Linked DNA regions of Homo sapiens: regions 2, 3, 4 and 5 are each linked to region 1. The links are chromatin loops, found by intact Hi-C in ENCODE. Cell type or tissue: PC-9. All regions are shown on one strand.

Region 1 (5,000 bases):
GTGCTCTGTTTAGCCTTTCCTTCTACCCTGGGGACCACCCCACCATACCCAACTCCAGTTACCGGGCCTGCCTTTCCATCTCCCCATATCTAGGGAAGTATCATTCATTTCTTCAACCATGTATTTATTGAACAGATGTATATTGAGCACCCACTATGTGCAAAACCCTGTTCTAAGTACTGGAGATGCAGCTGACATTCAAGGGCAGGAGTCAATTTTAAAAAGTCAGAAATTAAAGTAACAAGATTGTTTCAAGACAGCAGTAGCTGCCAGAAATGAAATAACACAGGAGTGACTGGTTTTAGGGGATGGTCAGTCAAGGAAGGCTTTGCTGAGGAGGTGGCACTGGAGCTGAGACCTTAAAGATGAGAAGCTTTGCAGTTCAAGGGAACATTGAATGCAAAATCCAGTGGGGACAGATGTGTTAGTTGCGTCCTCCAGGAATCAGAGTCTGAGATGAAGCTATAAGTTTGGGGGACTAAGAAAAAAAAGGGGGAATGAAGCATATTTGAAAAGAGAGAATCTCAGACCTCCACACAGCTCTGAAAAGTATCAACCCACCCAATGGGGAGCTCTGGAGAAAGGATAGAGTCCCACATTTAGGCAGATACACCAGGCTCTAGCCCCCTGCCGTGCTTAACCATTAGCTGGGGCTTGACTGAAAGGAGGATGGCTTAGGCTTAAAGGCTGAGGCTGTCATTTCACTGCATTCTGCTGCTGAATGGCAAGTTCTTTCTTTTTCTTTTCTTTTCTTTTTTTTTTTTTGAGACAGGATCTTGTTCTGTCTCCCAGGGTGGAGTTCAGTGGCGCAATCTTGGCTCACTGCAACCTCCACCTCCGGGGTTCAAGCAATCCTCCCACCTCAGCCTCCTGAGTAGCTGGGACTACAGGCATGCACCACCACTCCTGGCTAATTTTTAATGGAGATAGGGTTTCACCATGTTGGTTAGGCTGGTCTCGAACTCCTCACCTCAAGTGATCCACATGCCTCGGCCTCTCAAAGTGTTGGGATTACAGGCGAGAGCGACTGAGCCCGGTCTGCAAGTTCTTTCTTAAAAGAAGACCCGAGCAGCCACCTTTATGGCCCTCACCACAGGGTTGCTATCTTTCAGGAATAGAGAGAAGGCTAGTGTGGCCCAAGCTGAAAGATCAAGGGAAAGAATGCAAAGATAGAAGCCAGAGCTGGGCCCTCCTCTTTGCCTCCCCAGGTGGCTCTGCACCTCCCACCCTCAGACTGCATTGCCCAGCTCCTGTGCTCCCTGGGATGGACTGGGTTCTGCCAATGGGAAGCCTGGCAAAAGATCAGAAGGAGAGAGGAGAATAAAGTCAGTGTGTTTATTTCCGGATTCCTCCTGGGAGGTTGCCTGGGGCTGGCTGCTTCATTCATGGCCTCTGCTGTGTGCAATTTTCCCTCCTTTTGGGTTCCAGGAACTGCTCCCTCTGGTCAGCCCTCTGGGCCTGGTGCTTCTGGCCCAGGTCCCTGCGTGCCACCCCTTGGCTTCCCTTATACCCTACCCCTGTGCTTTGGAATTAATCCATCATCAGTAAGCTCTCCTCGAATTATCCTTATCCGGGAGGGCCATCTGCTCCCTCCTGGGATCCCGATTGCTGCAGAGAGGTCACAGCAGGGTGTGGAGGGTTCTGCAGGCTGTGGCAAGGAGTTGTGGTTTTATTTAAGAGTAAGTCAAAGTTGGCAAAGGGTTTTAAGAACAGTAACCAGGACTTCTGAGCCTCTGGAGCTTGGAATCCATGAGCCTGGTGTTGAGGAGCCCAGCAGAGAACCTAAATCTTCTGGGATGTCTTGGCCCTGGGGAACGCCCTGCCTCTGCTCCTTAAGGGCTGTGTGTTCCAGCCCACTTTTGGGCCCTTGAATGCTTCTCAGATGTACCTGGGACCTGTGACAAAACCAAGGAGGGCAGGGACCTCGGGTAGAGGGTCTCTGTAGCCTTCATGCTCTTTCTGGCCTTTCCTTCTACCCTGGGGACCACCCCACCAGCCCTAACTCTGTTTACTGAGCCTGCCCTTCCATCTGCTCATATGTATGGAAGAATCATTCATTTCTTCAACCATTTATTTGTTCAACAGATATTTATTGAGTACCTACTATGTGCAAAACCCCGTTCTAAGTACTGGAAACACAACTGACATTCTAGTTCAGAAGTCAATAAAGAAGTCAGAAATAAAAGTTACAAGATTGTTTCAAGACAGCAGTAGCTTCCAGAAATGAAATAACACAGAGGTGACTCATTTTAGGGGATGACTAGTCAAGCAAGGCTTCACTGAGGAGGCAGCACTGGAGCTGAGACCTTAAAGATGAGAAGCTTTGCAGTTTCTTATCTTTAAGATGGGAGGTTTCTCGGCTAAGAGGTTTCTCAGCTAAAGTCTTTCACTGTTTCAGTCAAGACTTTCAGGTTGCAAGTGACAGAAACTCAACCCAGGCAGCTTTAAGCAAAAAACAAAACAAAACTCAAAGTTGAGAGGAGGAGATTTATTGGCTCACAAACTAAAAAGTGAAGGATACTTCTGGCTACAGGCAGGGCTGGGTCCAGGGTTTCCACTGATTTTTTGGCTCTGTTCCCATTGGTGAAGCTTCAACCTCGGGAAGCCTCTATCTAACCTTAAAGGTAGCTCCACGCTTAGGTCAGACCAACTTCATTTACAGGTGAAAGTGTAGGTGCATCCCAAATAGAGGCATAACTCCTAGAGGTTGCAAGTTCAATTCCAGGCAGCCACCATGAAGCAAATATTGCAATAAAGCAAGTGACACACAGTTTTTGGTTTCCCAATACATATAAAAGTTATGGGCAGGGCATAGTGGCTCACACTTGTAATCCCAGCAATTTGGAAAGCTGAGGGGGGAACATTGCTTAAGCCCAGGAATTTGAGACCAGCCTGGGCAACATAGTGAGACCCTGTCTCCACAAAAAAAATCAAAAAAATTAGCTGGGCATGGTAGTGCATACCTGTGGTCCCAGCTACTCGGGAGGCGGATGTGGGAGTATCACTTGAGCCCAGGAGGTAGAAGCTGCAGTGAGCCATGATTGTATCACTGCACTCCAGCCTTGGTGACACAGTAAGACCCTGATTATAAAAAAACCAGTTATGTTTACATTACATTATAGTCTATTAAGTGTGTAATAGCATTATGTTTAAAAAAAAGTACATACTCTAATTTAAAAACACTTGATTGGTAAAAAAAAAAAAAAAAAAAAAAAAAAAAAAAAAAAAAAAAGAGCACCATCATCTGAGCCTTCAGTGAGTCATAGTCTTTTTGCTGGCAAAGAGTGTTGCCTCATTGTTAATGGCTGCTAACTGATCAGGGTGGTGGCTGCTGAAGGCTGGGGTGGCTGTGGCAATTGCCTAAAATAAGACAACAATAAAGTTTGCTGCATTGATTGACCGTTCTTTTCACAAAAGATTTCTCTGCAGCATGCAATGCTGTTTGATAGCATTTTATCTACACTAGAACTTCTTTTAAAATTCAAGTAAATCCTCCCAAACCCTGCCACCACTCCTTTATCAACTAAGTTTATGGAATATTCTAAATCCTTTGTTGTCATTTCAACAATGTTCACAGCATCTTCACCAAGAGTAGGTTTTTGTCTCGAGAAACCACTTTCTTTGCTCATCCATAAGCAGCTCCTTATCCATTCAAGTTTGATCATGAGATTATAGCAATTCAGTCACATCTTTAGGCTCCACTTCTAATTCTAATTCTCTTGTTATTTCTGTCACATCTGCAGTTACTTCCTCCACTGAAGTCTTGAACCTCTGAAAGTCATCCATGAGAGTTGCAAATGACTTCTTCCAAACTCCTGCTAATGTTGATATTTTGACCTCCTCCGATGAAATCATGAATGTTTTTAAGGGCATCTGAAACGGTTAATCCTTTTCACAAGATTTTCAATTTACTTTGCCCAGATCCATCAGAGGAATCACTATGTATGACAGCTATAGCCTTATGAAATAAATTTCTTAAATAATAAGACTTGAAAGTCAGAATTACTCCTCGATCCATGGGCTGCAGAATGGATGTTGTGTTAGCAGGCATGAAAACATGAATCTCATACATCTCAATCAGAGCTCTTGGGTGGCCAGGTGCCTTCTCAATAAGCAGTAGTAGTTTGAAAGAAATTTTCGTAAGGGCCCAATATTTTTGAATTAGCGGGCAAGCATTGGCTTCAACTTAAAGCCACTAGCTGCATTAACCCCTGACAAGAGAGTCAGCCTGTCCTTTGAATCAGGCATTGACTTCTCATCTCTAGATATAAAAGTCCTAGATGGGATCTTCTTTCAGTAGAAGGCTGTTTCATCTACACTGAAAATCTGTTGTTTAGTGTAGCCACCTTCATCAATGGTCCTAGCTAGACCTTCTGGATAACTTGCCGCAGCTTCTCCATCAGCACTTACTGCTTACCTTGCACTTTTATCTTATGGAGACGGCTTCTCTTCTTAAACCTCATGAACCAACCTCTGCTAGCTTAAACTTTTCTTCTGCAGCTTCCTCACCTCTCTCAGCCTTCATAGAGTTGAAGAGAGTTAGAGCCTTGCTCTGGACTAAGCTTTATCTTAAGGGAATGTTATGGCTGTTTTGTTCTTCTCTCCAGACCACTCAAACTTTGTCAGTATCAACAATAAGGCTGTTTCACCTTCTTATAATTTGTGTGTTTACTGGGATAGCACTTTGAATTTTCTTTAAGAGCTTTCCTTTGCATTCACAACTTGGCTACCTGGTGCAAGAGGCCTAGTTTTTGGTCTCTCTGGGCTTTTGACATGCCTTTCTCACTAAGCTTAGACATTTCTAGCTTTTGACGTAAAGTGAGAAATGTGCAACCATCCCTTTCACCTGAACACTTAGAGGCCATTGTAGAGTTATTAACTGGCCTCATTTTGATATTGTTGATTGTAGGGTCTAGGGAGGCCCACAGAAAGGGAGAGAAATGAGGAATGGCCAGTCAGTTGGTAAAGCAGTCAGAACACACACATTTACAAGGGTGATT
Region 2 (5,000 bases), 59 kb after region 1:
CAGCTCATATTTTCATATGAAATACTCTGACATGTTTTGGTTTTCTTATTGTATTATAGAGTAAAACCCTGCTGCTAGCTTTAATTAACAGAGCTAATTACATCTTTTCTATATTTTCAAAGGAAAATTACTCAAACAGCTTTGAAATTTCTGGGTCGTGCTATGTTCTTTTCAATGGGATTTATAGTTGCTGTAAAAGGAAAGATTGCAAGTCCTTTGGAAGCACCAGTTTTTGTTGCTGCCCCTCATTCAACATTCTTTGATGGAATTGCCTGTGTTGTAGCTGGGTTACCTTCTATGGTATCTCGAAATGAGAATGCACAAGTCCCTCTGATTGGCAGTAAGTACTTGTAAGGTAACGTAGATAAAATATTTTCATGCTCATGCTTTAAATTAAAATAATCATATATAGTTCATTGATAACCTTTTTAAAAAGTTTAAAATAAACATTTCAAACATATTTACTTTATTGTAATAAGTTACTACATGGAAATAGTATATTTATGAAAAAAGATTAGAGACTTCCCTTTTATAGCTTCATAACTCTTTAAAACTTTTTATCACTATGTCATTGTCTTTCTGTTCTTATATATAGCCAGAAAGACTAGTTTTCAGATACTATCCATGCCTGATTTGAGAGAATTTAATCCATGTTTGATTTGAGAGAATCTATGAAAACACAGGTATATGCTGTTTGATGAATTTATCTTCAGGATATTAGGCTGCTAAATGCAGTAAGTGATTTCTCCTTACTCTGTTTTCTTCATTATTGCCCCCCAAATCTCCATGAGGGACCTATGTGTAGCTCTTTGAAAATTATGATGTGGGACAATAGGTACTTCCTGCCATGAAAAATAATGACGCAAGTGAAGTGTTTTTCCTACCAGATGCTTTGGTCTCCCTCAAGAATTGTCTCCAAGTAACTACTCCCTGTTGTCCCAAGTTTATTGCAAACATCAGATGATGAGAGAGTGTGAAAGTTCCCTGATGTTGCCTCAGTGCTCTGGAGAAGTAATAGTAGTTCTTGCAGCTTTGTCATTCAGCTAAGACATTTTTTTTTTAATGTAACTACCATGCTTTGTGTAATATGGCTTTTTCCTGAAAAATTGTGTAGCAATAGATCTTTGGTAAATTGAAGTTGATTTTTCGTGTGTTAGGAAGCTATTTTAAAAAAATGTTCTACTGAAAATTGCAGTATTATGAGTAATGGTTACTCCTACTTATGTGTACTGTGAATTCACGTAATCAGTTTTCAAGGTATTCCTAAAATAAAACAATAATCTTGTAGCATATCCCAAAGGTTTAATGTCAATTGAGGAAGAAGACCTTTAGGGAGAAAATTACATTTGCTTCCTTTTGTATTTTTGCTGCTTAGTTCTGTTAAATTAATGAAATGTTTTTAGTTGTAAATATCCACTTCTTTCAAAATTAGAAGCTAAGTTCTAATAAATTGTTTTTTAATTGTTCTCTTTGATTTACTCATTTAAATTTTCCATACAATATGTTATATATCCAGTATTATTGCTGTGGTTGCTTTAGCCAAAAAATGGCTTGCCTGTAACTTTTCATTTGTTTTAAAGGACTGTTACGGGCTGTGCAACCAGTTTTGGTGTCCCGTGTAGATCCGGATTCCCGAAAAAACACAATAAATGAAATAATAAAGCGAACAACATCAGGAGGAGAATGGCCCCAGGTAAAACATGGTAGATGTTAATTTAAATATAGTGGGAGTTTATTAATTGTATGTATGTAGACTTACTCATTTGGATCCACAGATAGCAATATCTGTGGACACCTATACTAGGTATTGTTAGCATAATAGATGCAGAGTAAATACAGTAGCCAGTATTAAGAAGTCCTCTTCCCCATGAGATACTCTATGGAATTAAATGTATTATTCTTTTTTATTCTCCAAACTCTTTGAACCAATTTTCTCTTTGTGTTACAAAAATTTGATTCTCTAACTCTAAATTTAATTACCACTTTATAGATGAGATAGGGGATACCTTAGTATCTATTACCATTATACTAAAGTATCTCCTATTTCATATTTTAGAAGCTTAATTATATAAGCTCAGTTATACTCAATATTGTGGTGGGTAAGTGATTAAGATCTTTAATCTCACCTGAAGTATATTTAGATAGTGCTTTTCAGTTCAAGGGGCATATCAAAATCACCTGTAGAACCTTTTTTCAAACTTTACCATCTCACCACTCCCTTCCCTGGAATGCGGGGGTGGGGGGGGGGTAACATTTACTGCAAAATAAGCCAAGGGTGATTCTAATAGTCACTCCTTTATCTTTGCCCAGTTGAAAACAACTCATCTCTAGCAGACTAATAGTCCTACAGTTATCTAGCCACACATGATGACATGAAGATGTTAAAGTCCAAGAGAAAGTATGTGACCAAACAGGTTGTTTTAGAAACCAAAGCATGTAAGGAGTGATTAAAAAGAGGATTGAGAATAGGTGGCATTGGGAGTAGGGTTTGATTTTTCTCTGTGGATCCAAAGACTATATCTAGGACTGGTAGATGGGAGATAACAAATATATAAATTTCAGCTCATTTTGCTCATCTTGAGGAACAACTTTCTGTCCAGAAGTGGAATGGTCTGATGTGGAATCCTTTTCTAGAATTTTCAGGCATTGGCTGAACTACCACTATTGTAGAAAGAAATCAAGCATTAGATATGCTAGGTGACTTTTAATGGCCCTTCCAGCTCTGAGATTTTACGATTCACTGTATACCCATTAATCGTTAGTAGTTTAGTTGTTGAATTTTCACTGAATAAAATATATTTGATATTGTATCCCGTTGTCATAGGAAACCCACTTTTAAACTGGAGAATGGAATTATATCCTTTCATAATTTTTATTTTATAAATAACCTGTTATTGTGGCAATGTAGCCCAATAATATTTTCCCTATCTAATTATCATAAAAACACTTTGCTAACTGCTGTGAGTGCAGGATGTTACTTTATTTTATTTTATTCACTTAGCAATTTATTCATGGCTAAATTTTAAAAGCATCAGAAAATTAAGTTGCTATTTTACTTAATGGGGAAACTAACGTACTGCATATCTTTTACTTTGAAAACATGAAGAAGTATGTTAAAAGCTAAAAACACTGCCTCAAAAAGAAAAAAGATATTAAGTTGTATTCCATATGTCAACTAATTCAAGTAAACATGAAGCACATTGTACACATATCTTTTTTCCTTTGTCCTCAAGACATGCCTGAACTATATGTTGTGGGAGTAAATATTAATGGGAAAACTGAAACAAAGTTGGAAATTATTTGGTTAAGGATATATAGCAGAAGAAAGAATTTAATGTAGCCTAATGCACACTTTGACCATGAATTATGCTCTACATCTTTTAAGTTTATTCAGATCATTAGTTTTATCATTAAGAGACATTTGTTAAGTATATTCTTTATTCAAAGCTTAAATCCATTTTCTAATTAAATTAGACAACACTTTCTTTACAAGAAAATTGAATAATCTGATAGTAGCTTTCATTAGAATCAAATGTTAGCCTTTTATTTTGTTTTTGTTTTTTAAGCATTGGCAGCTGTTTGTGAAGTCATAAGAAAGCGAGTAAAGAGGTAATTTATTAATTAGATTGAAATATTAAATCTATTCCTTTTTTCCCAAGATACTAGTTTTCCCAGAAGGTACTTGTACTAATCGTTCCTGTTTGATTACTTTTAAACCAGGTGAGAAAAATTAAATTATGTATTCTAACAAAGTAATATGTGAGATTTTGCAAATGATTTTATAGAAATACACAAAATAACTCTTTAGCTTGCTCTGAGCATTTTTTTCTTTTCTGATAGCAACTTTTTAACGTTGTGGATCCACAGAACTTACTGCTTTGCTTTCTCTTTTGGGGTCATAATTCCTCTCCCCTTGGAGTGTCCACTCCATGCATGTGCACTTAGGATGTGTGGCTGTGTGTGTGTTTGGGAACCCTCACGGACACATAAGGTTCTATGTCATCAAGTAGAAAACCTATCTCATTATCATTATAATGTCTTCAGATGCTTTCTAAGGTTCACCTCTTTTTTAACATTAGAAGTCAGTGAATGCAGCTTTCATTATAATTTTTAATACTTTAAAATGTTTTTGTATTAGCTGCCAGAATGCTCAGCAGCAAAGTTATGACTCACTTCTAGCAAGTGTGGTAGTTCTTGCTTCAAGCATTTGGTTTCATGTAGCTTTTCTTCTTATTTTTTCTTTGTCTTGATTTTATCATTACTTAAAACAATTCTGTTGAATATTAACACTTGGAAAATGAAAAAAAGTGGAGAAATAAATCAATGAATAAACAAATATTTTAAGTGGCATAGGCACAGCATTTAATATTTTGCTTCAGTAGTTCTTAATTAAAAAAAAAAAATCCCTCATTTTGGTAAGCACTAGGGATTTACCAACATTTAGCAAATGATTTCTGTTACACATACTCTTAAAATATTCAGTCTATTTATACTATTTATTAATTTTCTCTTTATCATAAAACTTTTATTCACATAAAAACACATTATAAACTTTCAATGTGGTTGCAGGAGCCTTCATTCCAGGAGTTCCAGTGCAGCCAGTCCTCCTCAGATACCCAAACAAGCTGGTAAGCACAGTATTTTACCACAGGAAGAATTTCAGTATTCCAAGTAGCACAGATTCTCTGGGACCCCTTTTAATATATAAATAAGGTTGTGAACAGATAAATGGTGGAAGCAAATGGGAGAGCTCATTCTGCTCGCCACATCTAGTTTTTAAAATTTTGCAAGATAGGCACATATCCATTGATACCAATATTAAATATTATTTTGCTATTACTGAACTTCAGGAAGATATTTTCTTAGCCTTTACTCTGTTGTCACCATGTTGGTGTGATTAATTCCCAGATTAGGGTCTCATTAGAATGAATAGTTAAAAATCTGTGATTTTCATTAACTCTAGAAAGAAATTTTTCCTGACTCAGTGGTCATTACTAGTG
Region 3 (5,000 bases), 71 kb after region 1:
TGGGCATATTAGATATATAATAAGTCCCCCCTTATCTGTAGGGGATATGTTCCAAGACCCCCAGTGAATGCCTGAAACTGCAAGAAATACCAAACCCTATATATACTAACTTTTGTCCTAAACACACATACCTCTGATAAAATGTATTTTATAAAATAGGCACAATAAGAGATTAACAGTGACAACTAATAATAAAATAGAACAGTTGTAGCAATATAGATAAGAGTTGAATGTGAATGTGGTCTCTCTCTCTCTGTCAACATCTCATTGTACTATATTCATCCCTCTTCTCCTTGTGATGAAGAAAGAATAGAGAAGGATAGCATGAAATGTTATCACCCTACTCAGAATGGCATGCAATTTAAACTTATGAATTGTTTATTTCCAGAATTTTTCATGTAATGTGTTTGGACCATGGTTGACTGTTGGTAACTGAAACCACGGAAAGCAAAATCCCAGATAAGGGAGACTATTGTGTTTTCTTTAGGAAAATTCCTTTAAAAGCTTATAGTGAGCTTATAGTGGCTAGCATTAGGCCTAAAATACTCTGTTGTGGGCTTTTCATTTCCTTAAAGTAATAGAAAGGTTTGTTTTTTTAATTTAAAAAGAATTTCTGATTTAGGGAAAGATTGCAATTAATAATGAGTATTATGATCAACAGCTACATGTACATATCACTTTTAAGATCTTTAGAGAGCTAATTACTTAGGGAAGATTCAAAGACATTTATATAGTTTATTTAAGTATCCAAATGCACTACAATTATTTGTAGTTTTTAATCTAAAATGAGCCTTTTAGAAAACCTCAATCATACAACTACACACACACACACACACCCTACATATATACTTGTTCTAACAAAGCTAATTTCTTCTGGAACTTGGTAAAATTCTGGAATTTGTGAATACTAATAGAGAAATAAAAAGGGTATTAACTAGAGTTTTTGTTCTAATCCTGTTACTACCTACCTGTATGTACTTGAGAAAATTAAACCTTTCTAAGCCTGCATTCTCACTGACAAAAATGGGGATAATGACAGAAAATTTATAGAGTTTTGAGGAGTAATAAAGTTACTTATGTGCTGGCACATAGTAAGTGTTCAATAAGCACTAACTTTTACTTTCTGTCTCATCTAGATGTTTCTGTTCTTTTGGGAAGGAAGCAGCAAGCATTGTTTAAAAATATCTTCCTTCTTTTGCATTTTTTCTCTTCGAAGATTTAAAAGAAGAATTACACAAAGAACTAGAACTGCACATTTGTTAAGATTGTCCTTTTAAAATTATTTTCTGTTACAAGGAAAAAATAAAAGATTGATTATAGTGTCATAATTCTTCAATCTTCCTCATCATTTTTTTAGTAGAAAGGAATGTGCTTGATGTAGTCAAGAAAAAATGAATAAACTAGCTTTAGTGATACTGAGAATCTATGTAAGTGACTGGCTTTGGTTGATGGATGTCTTAAATAGTAGGCTGAAGAATTTTATATATTGCTTGTATGCTAAGGACCAAGAGGAAGTGGGGGACTCTGGGACCAAAAGCACAAATGAGATGTTAACCTGAGAAACATGTCGCTTAGTCTCCTCCTCATCTGGGACAGGATGGTGCAAAGTTAAGTATGGGGAAGGTACAGAGAATACTGTATTTGAAAGGAGAGGGGAGTGGAGCTGTGAAGCCAATTTCAGGTGCAATAGAAGGGAATACATTCACATAAGCTGTCTTCTTTATAAAGTTGAAAGTGAAGTACCATTTGTACCTCACAAGAGTGAGGTAAAAGTGGAATTGCAACTTGAAAAGCATGGAACATATGTAACATTTTTAGCATCTCTCAGTGGTCCCTAACAGGAATATGAAGGCAAGATCAGGAGAGGTGGCTGAGGATGTGTGATTGGCACTGTGGGCATGGCAGAAGTGAAAGATTCTAAGTAACAGGTCATACAGAAGTATCCGACTCCCAAGTCCAGTGTAGATAGTCAGGGAGATGTTGCCAGAGGGAGTGGATAAAGAGGGATGATTGATCCAGATGTGACCATTAGGTTGTCATGGTCTATGCAAGACCAGATTAGGGAAGAAATAAACACTAATGGATAATGAGGGGAAACTGAAGAACTTAGCAGAGATTAGAGTCATAAGTTTGTTTCCATGGCTGAGGTAGAGTCTAGAAGAATATCTGTGGCAAGATGTCAAGTGAGTCATCAATGTGAGTAATGAGGATACTGAGAGAAGATGAAGTTAGAAAGGAAAACTTGGGGGCTTGAAGTCATTGGGGTATATAGATGTCTGTTGGGAACCATAAAAGATAGTGGCAATCATGTTCACCTCTCTTTGATTGATTTTCCTTTCCAAATAAAGGATACATTCATACTGTGAGCCTTGAATGACTGTACAAAATGGAAATGTGATATAGAGGGCAAGGTCTTATTCTAGGAGAGGTGACTTTTTATTAGAATTTCCATTGAATTGCTTCTTAGGAGGAATGGGGCCTCCAAGGCCCATGGGTGTCAAATTTAGGATTTTAATTATTTTGTACTCTCAGTGGAACTTTATTCCTTAAGAATAAGATGTCACGCCAATATGAGAGTTATTAAAAATCATTTTATGAAAAATACTACCTGCACTAATATAAAACCAAACCTGTATTTCATTGTATTATGTTTGGTTAACAGTGTAGCAGCAATTTATTTTTCAAGGTTTTCAGTATGACCTTTTATGACCTAAATCAAGTGTATTACAAATGGTTGTTTGACTTTTTTAAAAAATGAAGAATTATATGGCAATTAAAAACTTTAATTTCTTACACTGTTTTGTTAGAGATTTTATGAACATTAATTTCAACTTACTGTTTTTTTCTTGGATTTTATACTAAGCAAATACAAGAAATTTTACTAGATCAGGATGCAGGGAATTTTTAGAAATATTTCTTTGCCAAGATAGTTATTCTAGATATATAAGGATGTGGGGACCTCTGGTGGCTTAGTTTATTTTTCTATCTTAAAAAACAACTATGCAAAATAGAGAGCCACACACAGAATTCCAATGGGAAGGACTTCAGAGATCGTTTAGTTAAATTTTTTCATTTGACAGGAGAGGGCACTGAGGCTCATAAAGGCTAAATGACTTTTCCAGGATCACACGGCAGATCTCAAGCAGCAACCCAGTCCAAGAACACTTTCTGCAGCTTGCAGCTGCCCCCTTAGAGAGGAAATAATCAGATAAATGTGAAAAGTAAATATCCTGTAGCACATTATTCTATAATTCCATACATTTTATCTTAAAAAGGCAACTTGCATCCATGCCATCCTCCACATCCTCACTCCCTCTACTCAAGGTCTTATTATCTCTCCCATGATTGCAGCTGCTTCCAGACATTCTCCCTGCTCTTAGTCTCTTCTTTGGTGCATACACTCCTTACCGCTGAAGTTACCACTTAAAAACTTGGACCTGGTCATGTCATTCCCTTGCTTAAATGTCACCTCTGAGATACCAATGCTTACAGTTTTCTTAATATGATTGACAAGACTTGAAAACAGGTCCATTTGGAAAAAAATGGTATTTTTAACTACTTCTAGTTGCATTCTTTATTTATCAAATGGAAGTGGTAAGATTTACCTCAAGGAATTGTTTAGAGAGTTAATCATATAAAGCCCCTAATATAAAATACCCAGCACACAGTAGATGTTTAATGGATGGTAACTCTTATTGGTGGATTTAGCTCACTGTTTCATAAATTTCTACCCTACTGAATGGAGAGCTTCTTGAGGGCAGGGACTTTGCTGTCATGTTTGTAGGGCTTAGTGCAGTGCCTGAGCACCTACTATGGGGGAAAAATTAATGAAATAAAATAACGTATGTAAAACACCTAGCATGATGCCTGGTTTGTAGTTATAATTCAATAAACAGTAACTATTGGCAAAATCTCACTTATTCTTAAAAAGCCAACATCAAGTATTAGTTCTTCTATAGAGCACCCTTAACAGAATTAGCTTTCCTGTGTGCACTCTCTCCCTAGGCACCACCTTCCTCTTTGGCTGCATTTCCCTGGCCCCTGACAAAATTAATCCTTTCCTACCTCTTGCTCTCATACTCCAGGAAGGATGGTTAGTGGAGAAAATAAGGGTTTTTTTTGAATCTGACAAATCTTGGGCTGAATTCTGGCCATGTGACTTGCATGCCTTTAGGTAAGTTAATTAAGCTATTGAGCCCCATCTATAATTGGGGGTAATAAGGGTAATGACACTTAGCATATGGGGTTATTAATGTGTTGTTCTATACTATTAAAATATTGATCTTCTTTAGAGCAGGAAATAGGGTCCTATTAATCTTGCCTGGTATATAGTAGGTGCTGAAAAATACGTAATAACTTGAATATGGCACTAAAACCTTGTTAATGTCAGGAAACCATAAATAAAAACAAGAACAATACAATTGAGGCATCACAGAACATCAAGTGGAGAAAAAGTAGAATTAAAAATGCTAAAGCAAAAAATGGTGTTAAGCAAAAAAGCTGTAAAGCCAATACTAAGAGTTTTTTTAAAAAGCAGAATAAATGACAAAACATAAAGTTCAAACAAATAGTAAAAATATGGTTGACATTAGAATGGATAGAGAAGATGAAAGGCAAAGAGAAAAGAAAAAAAAGTTTTCACATAAAGGGATGGGAGTTTCACATAAAGGGATGAGAGTGGTAGAAAATGCAGCTCGAGGAGAAAGATCTTAGTAGCTACAGCTTTACACTTCCAGAATTCCAGACACTGACTTGTTTCACCCTCACAATCACCAGGGAAGTAGTGATCTTAGCCCTCTTTTTAGAGTTGAAATGGTTCATCAAAGTTAAATGACATACTAGTTAACACACAAGCAGACCCAGGGCTTAGAAACAGATCTCCTGAGTACAAGCCCAGTGCCCCATTACCTCATATAACCTATGTTCTAGAAAGGTAGATGATTCAATATATTGATAATGTATAAATTAATTTACTTGGCATTTAATGTCTTAGGCTTAAG
Region 4 (5,000 bases), 360 kb after region 1:
CGTCAACACCTCCCTCAAAGTGTGGGGCTAGAGCAGAACAGAACAATTCAGATTTGGTCTTAAAGGGGAATATCCAATCACAATGGAAACCCATTATGGAAAGCCCAGTTACACAACAGCATCCATGTCTCATCTTATTAATAGCCAACCCTGCAATGTCAATATTTAGCTTCTTTTCTTTTGTTGTTGTTGCTAATTACAAATAATACTGAGATGAACTTCCTTGGAAGCATGTTTATCGACATAGCAATGGGTGGTGGCATTACATGTGGCCTGTTTTCTTGGTGATTTCCACCTTTTCAGCACTGTATGGGATTTCCGGTCTTCACCTGAAATCCTCCCCCCCATCTTAATTATTTTAAAATTTTAAATAAAAAAAGAAAAAATATGTAGAAATATGATGATGTCTAAAAGGTATTTTGAAAGACTTGGAGACCAGGCACAGTGGATCACCTGTAATCCCAGCACTTTGGGAGGCCAAGGCAGGCAGATCATTTGAGGTCAGGAGTTCAAGACCAGCCTGGCCAACATGGTGAAACCCCCTCTCTACTGAAAATAGAAAAATTAGCTGGGTGTGGTAGCATGTGCCTGTAATCCTGGCTCCTCCAGAGAGAGAGAAGAAGGAAAGAAGGAAAGGAAAGATGGAAGGATGGAAGGAAGGAAGGAAAGAAGGAAGGAAGGAAAGAAGGAAGGAAGGAAGGAAGGAAGGAAGGAAGGAAGGAAGGAAGGAAGGCAGGCAGGCAGGCAGGCAGGCAGGCAAGTGGGAGTGAGGGAGGGAGGGAAAGAAAAGAAAGGAAAAGAAAAGACTTGGTCCCTGACCAGAGGTGGGGGAAATGGAAGGGAAAGAAGACCAAAGAGCTGGCTTGTAATGCTGGATCCCTGTTTACACAGGCTCGGTGGAGATGTGAGTGGGATATCCAGGCAAGATGATGCCACAGGATGAGCGCACTTCAAAGCTGGAAGGAAGCCTGGTGAGGGAGCAGGGCAGAATCTTCTCCTGGACTGTGAGGGTACATACGGTGGATGTGTATGGCTTCATTGAAGATGCCAGTGTGAGAGGGAAGAGAAAAAAAAACAAAGGTCAAACACAGGGACCACTACGGCCAAGACCAAAGATCCATCAGAATAGGGGAGAGAGAACGTTCCCATGTCTTTGAAGCCCAGGGAGCAAGAGGGCGAGGAACCAGCTAAGAGTGCTGAGGACTTCAGGGAGGTGGAGGAGAGTCAAGTCAGAGAAGAAACCACTGGGCTGGTCATGCTCAGCTCAGGGATTCCCTTCAACAGGATGAGGTGGATGGCAGCCAGATTGCCAAGGGTGAAAAAGTGGGTGAATGGGGGGAGGCAGAAACAAGTGTGAGAACAAGACCAGTTGCTGCTGATGTTATATGAAGCACGAACATGGTGGGCACCTACTATGTGCCAGGCATGCATTCCAGTTTTTTAAATTAATCTTCAAATAAGCCTTGCTGGGTAGGCATCAACATGCCCATTTTACAGAGGAGGAAACTGAGGAAGTGGAGGCAGCCTGTATGGTCTTCCTAAGGAAGGAAATGGATGGCATTGCCAGGAGTAACCAGAGGTAAAGGAACATTCAGTTCCAAATAGGCTTCCTCTCTTCTCTGCCCTTCCCCACAGTTCCAGAGCTCTCGCAGTGTCAGGCTGCCAGAAGGAAGACAGGATGCAGACGGGGCTGGGCTGTCAGGATTCAGGACCCAGAGACAGACCTAGGCGTGATTTTCGGGTTGACCCTGGGCAAGTACATTTCCCTGTGTGAGTCTCAGTTTCTCTGTCTATAAAATGGCATGGGGGTATTTCGAGGCCCCTCGCTGCACCCCTCTATGTACCATGTGTTTTGCTTTCTGTATTCTGATGCTCTGGCATCTGAGGCCTTGTTGACCTTGGAGAAACTCCCTCCCAGGGTCCAGCCACCCCAGAGCCCACACCCCAACTGCCTCTTTGATCGGGTTGCCATGCCCTGGCCACTACCCACCTGCCCTAATCATGCCAGGGCTAGGTACAAAACAATTAGGAACAGCCCCTGTGCCCCAGAGCCCCTGAAGTATCCCAACTTGCCAGTCCTCAGCCTGCCTGCCCTGCCTTTCCTCTTCTATCCTTGGAAGCCACAGTAAAAGCCCCTTGGCCTCAGATCCGCCCTGTCCCCTCCCCAGGCTCTGCTGCTTCCCCTTGTGCCCCGCGCACTGGTGTCCCCCTCCTGTTGAGAACATGAGTAAGAAACTGTCTTTTTAATGGCAAGAGGTCCTGATATAGTGGCCTGACCACAGCTCAAATTTTCTATTCATACACTACGTTTTTAAACAGCGCCTTTATTTATCCATCCCTTTTTCGTGCTTTCTACATACCAGGCGCTGCCAAGAGTGCTTTAGAAACAGCCACCCATTTCCTCCTCACCAAAGCCCAGTGAGGTAGGCAGCACTGCCACCTCTGTTTCAGAGAGGGGGTAACCCAAGCACGGAATAGCGCAGTCCCTTGCCTAAGGACACACAGCGAGGAAGCGCCCAGCGGGGACTCGAACCCACGCACTCTGGCTCCAGAGTCGATGCTCTTAATATTATGTTGAGCCGCTCTCCGTGATCCAGCCGTAAGGGGACTAATTAAGGGACAGCAAACTGAGCTGCCTAAATTTCTCGTGTGTGCGGCCTGAGGTGGGCCGGCTGTCGGCCTGCATTTGGGCGAGCAGTACAGGGCGATCTCAGGATGTTCACCCTCCCTGCGTCTCCGCGCGGGCCAGGCTGGCCGGGCTCAGCTGCTCCAAGTCCAAGTCCTAATATGGAAGTCGTGCCCCGCCGCAGAGCCGGACCTGTTGTGTCTTTGCCTTTCTACGCATCTGCGCCCACCTCGGCCCAGAACAAGGATTTCAAAAAGTGCCCCGCATTTTGATTTCAGAAGGACTCACCCCAAGCCGCGGAAGCAGAGAGAGTGGCCAGGATAAAGGCACGGAGCCACATCGTGGAAGGGCGACAGTTCTCGGGGCCTGCGAGGTCTCTGTGCAGTTCAGAGGGACTGTGCTGTCCAGCCCTGGAGCCCAGCCCCGCCCAGAGTTACCGCCCTGCGCTGCCAATTGCCTAATCCTCTAATTGGGAGAGATCAGAAAAGCCCTCCCTTTCCTCAGATCTCCCTGGGCTTCTAGTGGGGCCTCAGGCCACGCCCACCCACAGTTTACCCTCTTTCATCAAACCAGTCTGGACTCTACTGTCAGATTACAGAGAGCTGTAAACTTGCCCAACTACTTGTTACATAAGGGTTCACCCTTGCAGGACTCTAACCTCAGTGCACTGTGACGGCCCCCAAGGGCCCACACCAGCAGGCAGATGCTTTTAGGCAAAGGGAAGCTTTGATCTGAGGTCCTCAGAAACAACTGGAAAATGTTAGAGCCACTCACACCTCACAGCTCAGCTGGGTAAGTTAGGACATATCTCAGCTCCCAGGGCTTGTGTTTTCATAGCTTTCCAGGCTCTCAAGCTTGGAAGCGATCTTAAATTTCATCGAGTCCCCTTTCTGAGGCCTGAATTAGCTTCACAATATCCTGCCAACTGGTCCAGCCTCCTGTCACACACCATCGGTGTCAGAGAACTCACTACTTTCCAAAGCAGGGATTTTTGGACAGAATGTAAAAATGAACTCCGTCCCCCCATAGTCCCTGGCTGTTATCATCCATCCATCCAAGTACCCATCCATTTTGTGAACATTTACCAAAATGCTTGGCACCTGGCCATGTATAATGGATACAAAGACCAATTCAAGACATGGTTCAGCTTCTCAAGGGGCTCACCATTGTAGACAAGACAGATGGGGTGGAGGAGCAGTAGGGGTGATGTCAAGGCAATGTGAAATCACCAAATTAAGGGGATACAGAGTGCTCTGGGCACACCTGGAAAACTGTCATTTACAAGCTGCTGGGGACACAAGGAAGTCACTCAAAGCCTCTTTCATGGGATTATTAAATGTCCAACAATAGGGAATTCACTAAACACACTGTGGTACCGCTGGCTAAGGAAATACGATGTATTCACTCAAAATAGTGATGTGCACAGCTATTTATTAACAATGAAGACAGGATGCGTTGTGAAAGGAGAAAATAATAGGTTATAAACTGTTGTGCGGTGTAGGCAGTTCCTCAAAAAGTTCAACACAGAGTTTCCATATGACCCAGCAATTCCCCTCCTAGGTGTCTACCGAAGAGAACTGAAAGCATGTCCACACAAAAGCTTGTACACAAAGAGCAGTGTCATTCATCCTAGTCAAAAAGTGGGCACAACCCGCATGTCCATGACCTGATGAATGTGTAAATGAAGTGTGGTGTATGCGTGCAGAGGCATATCATCCAGCCATAAGAAGAACATGCTACAACGTGGATGAAGCTGGAAAACATCATGGTAAAGGAAAGAAGCCAGCCACAAAAGGCCACATGTCGTATGATGCTTTTTATATGTAATTTCCAAAATAGTCAAATCCATGGAGACAGAAAGTGTTTGACAGGGTCTGGGGAAGGGGAAAGAGACGGGGATGAGGAGTGACTGCTAATGGGCATGAGTTTTATCTTGGGGGTGGTAAAAATGTCCTGGGATTAAATAGTGATGATGTTAGTGCAACTTTGGGAATATACTAAACACCACTAGATTGTACACTTTAAAAAGGTAAACTTTATGACATGTGACTTATATTTCAATAAAATAATGAAATATTTTTGAAAATCTAGATAGGTATAATATGGTCCCGTTTTGGTAGTAACATATGTCTTTATTTGCATAGGAAAATACTGGAAGTCTATATATCTAATTAGAATTACAACAGCCATTTCCTGGCTGTAATCTTGTCAGTGTTTCACTTATTTGCATTTTCCACTTTTATTCCTTCATACATTCATTGACAAATATTTACTGAGAGCTTACTGTGTGGCAAACACTATGCCGAGAGTTTTGTATGCAGGATCTCAGTTCTCAAAATAACCCCGTGAGATTAATGCTGTCTCACGATCTTAA
Region 5 (5,000 bases), 1.7 Mb before region 1:
AGGGACTTTAGACTGCGGTAGATTTCGATTTTATTCCAAGTCCCATTGGAAATCACTGGAGTGTTTTAAGGTAGGGAGCGTGTGTGTGGAGTGACTTACTCTGATTTGATTTCTATAAAGATCACTGTGGCTCTGCGTGAGGAATATTGGAAGGCCAGAGTAGAATTAGGGAGAAATATTGGGAAAGGAATGTTCTGATGGCTTGGCCCAGTTGGTGACTGTGCAGATAGACTGAAGGGGAAGGATTTAAGATACATTTTGTAGGCAAAGCTGCCAGGATTTACTTTTAGACAGCATAAGAAGTTTGAAAGAAAAGAACAATCAAGGAAAATTTCCAGGCTTTTAGCTTGAGTAACTAGATTGGTTTTGTTTGCTTGTTGTTTCTTTTTGGAGATGGGGTCTCACTCTGTTGCCCAGGCCGGAGTGCAGTGGCGCGATCGTGGCTCACTGCAGCCTTGACCTCCCAGGCTTCAGCGATCCTCTCACCTTAGTCTCCTGAGTAGCTGTGACTACAGGCGTACATCACTACTCCTGGCTAATTTTTTCGTTATCCGTGAAGATGCCTCACTGCATTGCCCAGGCTGGTCTCCAACTCCTGGGCTCAAGTGATTTACCCATTTCAGTGCTCCAAAGTGCTGGGATTACAGGTGTGAGCCTCTGCCCTGGCCTGAGCAACTAGATTGTGACCATTTACTGAGATAAGAAAACTGAGGACGAAGCAGGTCTGGGGTGAATCAGGTGCTATCCCTTTGGACAGTCACATGACTGGTGTCTGTTCAGCACCCAAGGGACCATCAAAGAGGCTGTTGTGGAGAGGGAATCCGAAGGTCAGGGCCAGAGATAGAAATCTGGGGAGTCATCCACTATATAGGTGATGGGTTAAAGCCTTAGAACTCTTCTTTTCATGAATCATTGTTGTTCTTTAGGTTGTAATGAAGTTTTAGGCCTCAGCTTCCCTGAACTGGAGTGTTTTTCCTTCACCTTTTCCGGTCTCTGGGTTGCATCGCCAGACTGTCTCTAAGCCCAACAAACGCGTTCCTTCCAGGCAAAAGCAGGAGATGACACACACCATGAGCCAGATTTTCCATGGCAGACTTGTAAGGAACAAGATAATCTCATTGTTCCTCCTGCTACTTAAAATAAAGGTAATATTGATTTTATAGTAGCAGTTCAGGTCCTAAGGCATGATATTGATTAAGTGTCTGATGAGAATTTGTAGGGTAGTCTCCCAGACCTGCAGCTACAGGGCATCTCCCCACTGGGCCAGGCCTCTGTGCTGACCTCCACTGTTATAAGTGGTGTTTTTCTTAGGAATCCTTAGCCCTGTTTAGTCTACGCACTGTCCAGAAGCATTTATTTAACCTGATGGATGGCTCAATCCAACCCATCACCTTAATCTGACCTTAAAGATGGGAACCTAATGTTTTTGTTCTTAGTAAATGTGAAGACTAATTTTGACACTGTTTAGAATTATTTTCTTATTAGTAGCAGTAGATTTCATGAATTTTCTGCTGTGAAATTTCCTATTAAAATACTATAATCTAATGTTAAATGACGAGTTAATGGGTGCAGCACACCAGCATGGCACATGTATACATATGTAACTAACCTGCACGTTGTGCACATGTACCCTAAAACTTAAAGTATAATAAAAAAAATAAAAAATAAATAAAATACTATAATCTGACTTTTTTATTTTTACTTTTTTACTTTGGAGCCTGGCTTTATGAATTTTTTTTTTAAACAGGGGAAGGTACCTCTTTTCAAGGTGTCATTATTAAGCCCATGGGACTCTTCAATTTTAATGTTATATCAAAGAGAGTAAATTTCTTGTGATTATTGTGATATGATGCATTCAACTTGCAGGTCAGGTTTTATATCATTTATAGATCAGATTCTGAAGATATCTTCAGTCAAATTTAATAACAATCAAGGAATATATTATTCACCGGCCTGAAGTATAGAAAGAGTTCCCAGAAATCATCTAAAAATAACTGTTTCATATAAAACATTTTGACTTTCTATTGTAATAAGATTAATATATTTTTCTCCCATGTCTAATTCTGGCTGGATTGTTCATGGGGTTGATGTGAGGATTCAGTGAGTTAATATAGGCTAAGGTGCATAATATAATGCCTGACACATAGTAGATGCTCAATTTATGTTAACTACTGTTAGCTGCTTTAGCCTGTTGTTAACTGCAAACTCCTTTTACATTACCTAGCACAGGCCTGGGCACAAGTATGATATTTAAGTAGATGCTTAGTGACTGATTGATGTCTCCAAACATTTGGGATTTCCTTCCACATTTGCCATAGCACAGCTTGTTTTATGTCTTTTCTAAAATGGTCTAGGTACCTGACATCCTTTGATCCTTCATATGGTTACACTCAAAAGGAGCCATATGAATTTTGACCATTTGCACATCTGCCTGTCTTTTTGGTTAGCTGCCAGATAGAGCTCAGGTTTTAAATCCTTTGCAGTTAAAAGAGATAATAAATGTTAACATTCCTAGTACAGTGCCTGGCACAGAATGTGTAAATATCATTTGATTCGGAAACATGACTGCTGGTCAATTCGGCCTCCAGGGAGACAAAACTAAGGGGTGGGGTTGTGGCTTTTTTTGAGGTAGGGGATGGAATAGATATTTCTTACCCGAGTAGAAGATGATGCCGGGGGATCTAATGCTTCTTTTAAATTTCCCTTTTGATGCACAAAGGGGCAACTCCGTGTAGCAGGACCTTGGTGGGATGGATAGGCAGCTTTGTAAGTGGAGAAATGGCCTCTGTTTAGCTTATGAGCACAGAGTCATTTTGGGGGTGGTTTATGAGTCATCTGAAATATGCATTTAATCTAGATTTGTGGCCTGCTTGGTGAGGCTGCTGCTTTTTTATGATCTCAAGTGTCTTGTCCATGTCAAAACTTGCCTTGTTTTTTTGTTTACTTTGAATCAGAAAAATGTTCACAACCACCCTTGGAATTCCTCCTCAAGTGTGCGTTTGGTCACATCACCCCTGGCTACCACCAGTACATGACTGTTTATTTTGGATGTCCTTTTCTGATGTTCAGCTAATTTAACCCACAATGAAGTTAATCCTTGCTTCTTTGGAAAAGTACAGATTTACTTATTAGCTGCCTTCCAGAGACATTTGCATTTTCATGAAAGCGAGTATATAATTACATTGACTTTTGGACTCATCTACCCACATATGTGGTGGGCGCCTTTTGAAAGTCAGGATTCAGAGTAAATCAGAACTGTCTTGAGTTAGCTGAAGTTCTCTTTAAGGTTAACAATAAATGTATCTATGACAAACATGGGGATGTGGTATTGCATATTCGATTATGTCCATTTATCTTTCCTTCTTCTGGGTGAGAGGGGAGATGAAAATGGAGCTACCTTGGAGTTCATGTTTTCACCTTGATTCTCCGCATTTATAGCATACTGATTGAAAGCATGGCTGCCAGAACCATATTACTTGGGCTTGAGTACTAGCTCTGTCACTTACTCATTGTTTAACTTTGGGCGGGGTACTTAATTTCTCTGTACCTCAGTTTCATAATCTGTCAAGTGGGGATAATTATGGTAACCACCACTGAGCATTGTTATGAAGATCAAATAAGTTAATTCATGTAAAATATTTAGAGCAGAACTTAGTATATAGCAACTGCGATACAAGTGTTAGATATCATTTTTATTAGGGTTTAGTAATTGCATAAATAAAAGAGATGAAAGTCTAAATTATTAATCAGGGCCATTTATCTATGAGACACTACAGGCATTGTGTCTAGCCCTGTGGGTTTACATTAGTTAGGGTAGGTTATTGCTGCAACGTACCCTAACTTGATATGATTTTTGCTGCAAAAATCATATCAAAATAGTCTATAATGGCTTAAACATAATAAAATGCATTTCTTGTTTATGTAACAGTAATGAGTAGGTAAACAGGGTGGTAGGACATTTTCCTCTCTGTATTCATTTAGGGATCTAAGCTGAAGGAGGCTCTGCCATCTTCCACACAAGGTTTCTAAGGTCACCTTAGGTTATCTCTATTCCAGCCAGCAAGAAGGGGAAAAGAGCTGCAGAAATGTGTTTAGGGGTTTTTTATGGGCCAGACCTGGAAGTGGCACTCATCACTTCTGTTCACATTCCATTGGCCAGAACTCAGCAGGAAGAGGAGGAAAACAGCTGCCACTCATCTCAGCCACAGAGTTTTTCAGGGGTCTCTAAAAATGTATGAGACTTGAAAAAAATGTATTGACTCCAAACTCCAGACATAAAATTGCAGAATTGAAATGAATAAATGTTTAACTAAATGCTTATAAAATGGAGCCTTATATCAGCTTCCAAAGTTGTTACAGTTTGTATGGAAAAAAATGTAATTTCTTCCTAACGAACCTCCTTGCTTCTTTCCCTGCCTTCTCTACTATATTTGAAAAGATTTTGTAAGTTGGAATTTGGAATTTCCAAGAATTCCCAAGTACTATCCAGTGATTGCTGAGAAATTATAATTAGTCATAAATGAGTTTCTCAAGGCCAAATAAATTCAAACGAAAAATCTTCTCAAATTATTTTGCATTGCAGAGAAACCTTTTAATGTGAAATATGAATACAATTTAATATGTTTATTTTGATGTTGAGTGAGGCCTTCAAAAGTAGCAGGATCATGGCCTACAGAGGTCTTAACATTCCTATTGTATGCAGACACATTTCAATTGCTTTGAAAAGGTGTATGTTGAAGGTAACTAAACACATTTTGCATTTCAAGCTCAGAAAATTTCCCCTTTAGATTCCCTTTTCTTTTCTCCTTTTATTTTCTAATAAAATATTTACTGCTGTGATATCCAAGAACATGAATGATACTGCATTGAATAACCCAGGTGCTTGGTCTGGTGGATGCCAGTGCCAGAGAAGAAAAGTGCCCTATTTTTTCAGTTATCATGTTTGAAGGCGAGGCTTTGGTCTGCCTTCTGAGTCATTCTTGGCTTCTTGGATGATAGAT

The links. Hi-C counts contacts between places; a loop is a spot of excess contacts. Peaks named below come from ENCODE experiments on the same cell type or tissue, not always from the same donor. Only the 100,000 strongest peaks of a DNase experiment are listed, where the experiment ranks them.
Region 2: it touches region 1 in a loop (5-fold over the local background); 92 of 110 quality-filtered maps call a loop at or near these places.
Region 3: a loop joins it to region 1, with 7 times the contacts of the local background. A loop is called at or near these places in 92 of 110 quality-filtered maps.
Region 4: it touches region 1 in a loop (5-fold over the local background); 90 of 110 quality-filtered maps call a loop at or near these places.
Region 5: a loop joins it to region 1, with 14 times the contacts of the local background. A loop is called at or near these places in 4 of 110 quality-filtered maps.

What each region holds. Positions count from the first base shown.
Region 1 is chr16:55,469,369-55,474,368 of GRCh38, forward strand. No RefSeq gene overlaps it. Among named protein-coding and RNA genes, the nearest start is that of MMP2, 7.3 kb to the right of the region's middle. RefSeq lists enhancers at 393-1,284, 1,285-2,175. In PC-9, no CTCF peak of the experiment used is centred here; DNase peaks (open chromatin) are centred at 1,333, 1,623, 2,283, 3,273 and 1 weaker place; H3K4me3 peaks cover 881 bases; H3K27ac peaks cover 4,193 bases.
Region 2 is chr16:55,528,255-55,533,254 of GRCh38, forward strand. LPCAT2 (lysophosphatidylcholine acyltransferase 2) reads left to right here. Exons shown (of 14, transcript NM_017839.5): 3 at 123-340; 4 at 1,581-1,693; 5 at 3,660-3,720; 6 at 4,570-4,628. Among named protein-coding and RNA genes, the nearest start is that of LPCAT2, 22 kb to the left of the region's middle. In PC-9, no CTCF peak of the experiment used is centred here; a DNase peak (open chromatin) is centred at 2,407.
Region 3 is chr16:55,540,702-55,545,701 of GRCh38, forward strand. The region is part of intron 8 of LPCAT2 (lysophosphatidylcholine acyltransferase 2); the gene reads left to right. Among named protein-coding and RNA genes, the nearest start is that of CAPNS2, 23 kb to the right of the region's middle. In PC-9, CTCF peaks have their summits at 2,964 (motif pointing left) and 3,164; a DNase peak (open chromatin) is centred at 2,950; H3K27ac peaks cover 297 bases.
Region 4 is chr16:55,830,090-55,835,089 of GRCh38, forward strand. It overlaps CES1 (carboxylesterase 1), which reads right to left and starts at 3,007. Exons shown (of 14, transcript NM_001025195.2): 1 at 2,915-3,007. The coding sequence starts at 2,966. In PC-9, no CTCF peak of the experiment used is centred here; no DNase peak of the experiment used is centred here; H3K27ac peaks cover 266 bases.
Region 5 is chr16:53,765,854-53,770,853 of GRCh38, forward strand. All of the region lies in intron 1 of FTO (FTO alpha-ketoglutarate dependent dioxygenase), which reads left to right. It overlaps LOC124903691 (a long non-coding RNA gene), which reads right to left and starts at 2,874. Exons shown (of 3, transcript XR_007065070.1): 1 at 2,656-2,874. In PC-9, no CTCF peak of the experiment used is centred here; a DNase peak (open chromatin) is centred at 2,918; H3K27ac peaks cover 602 bases.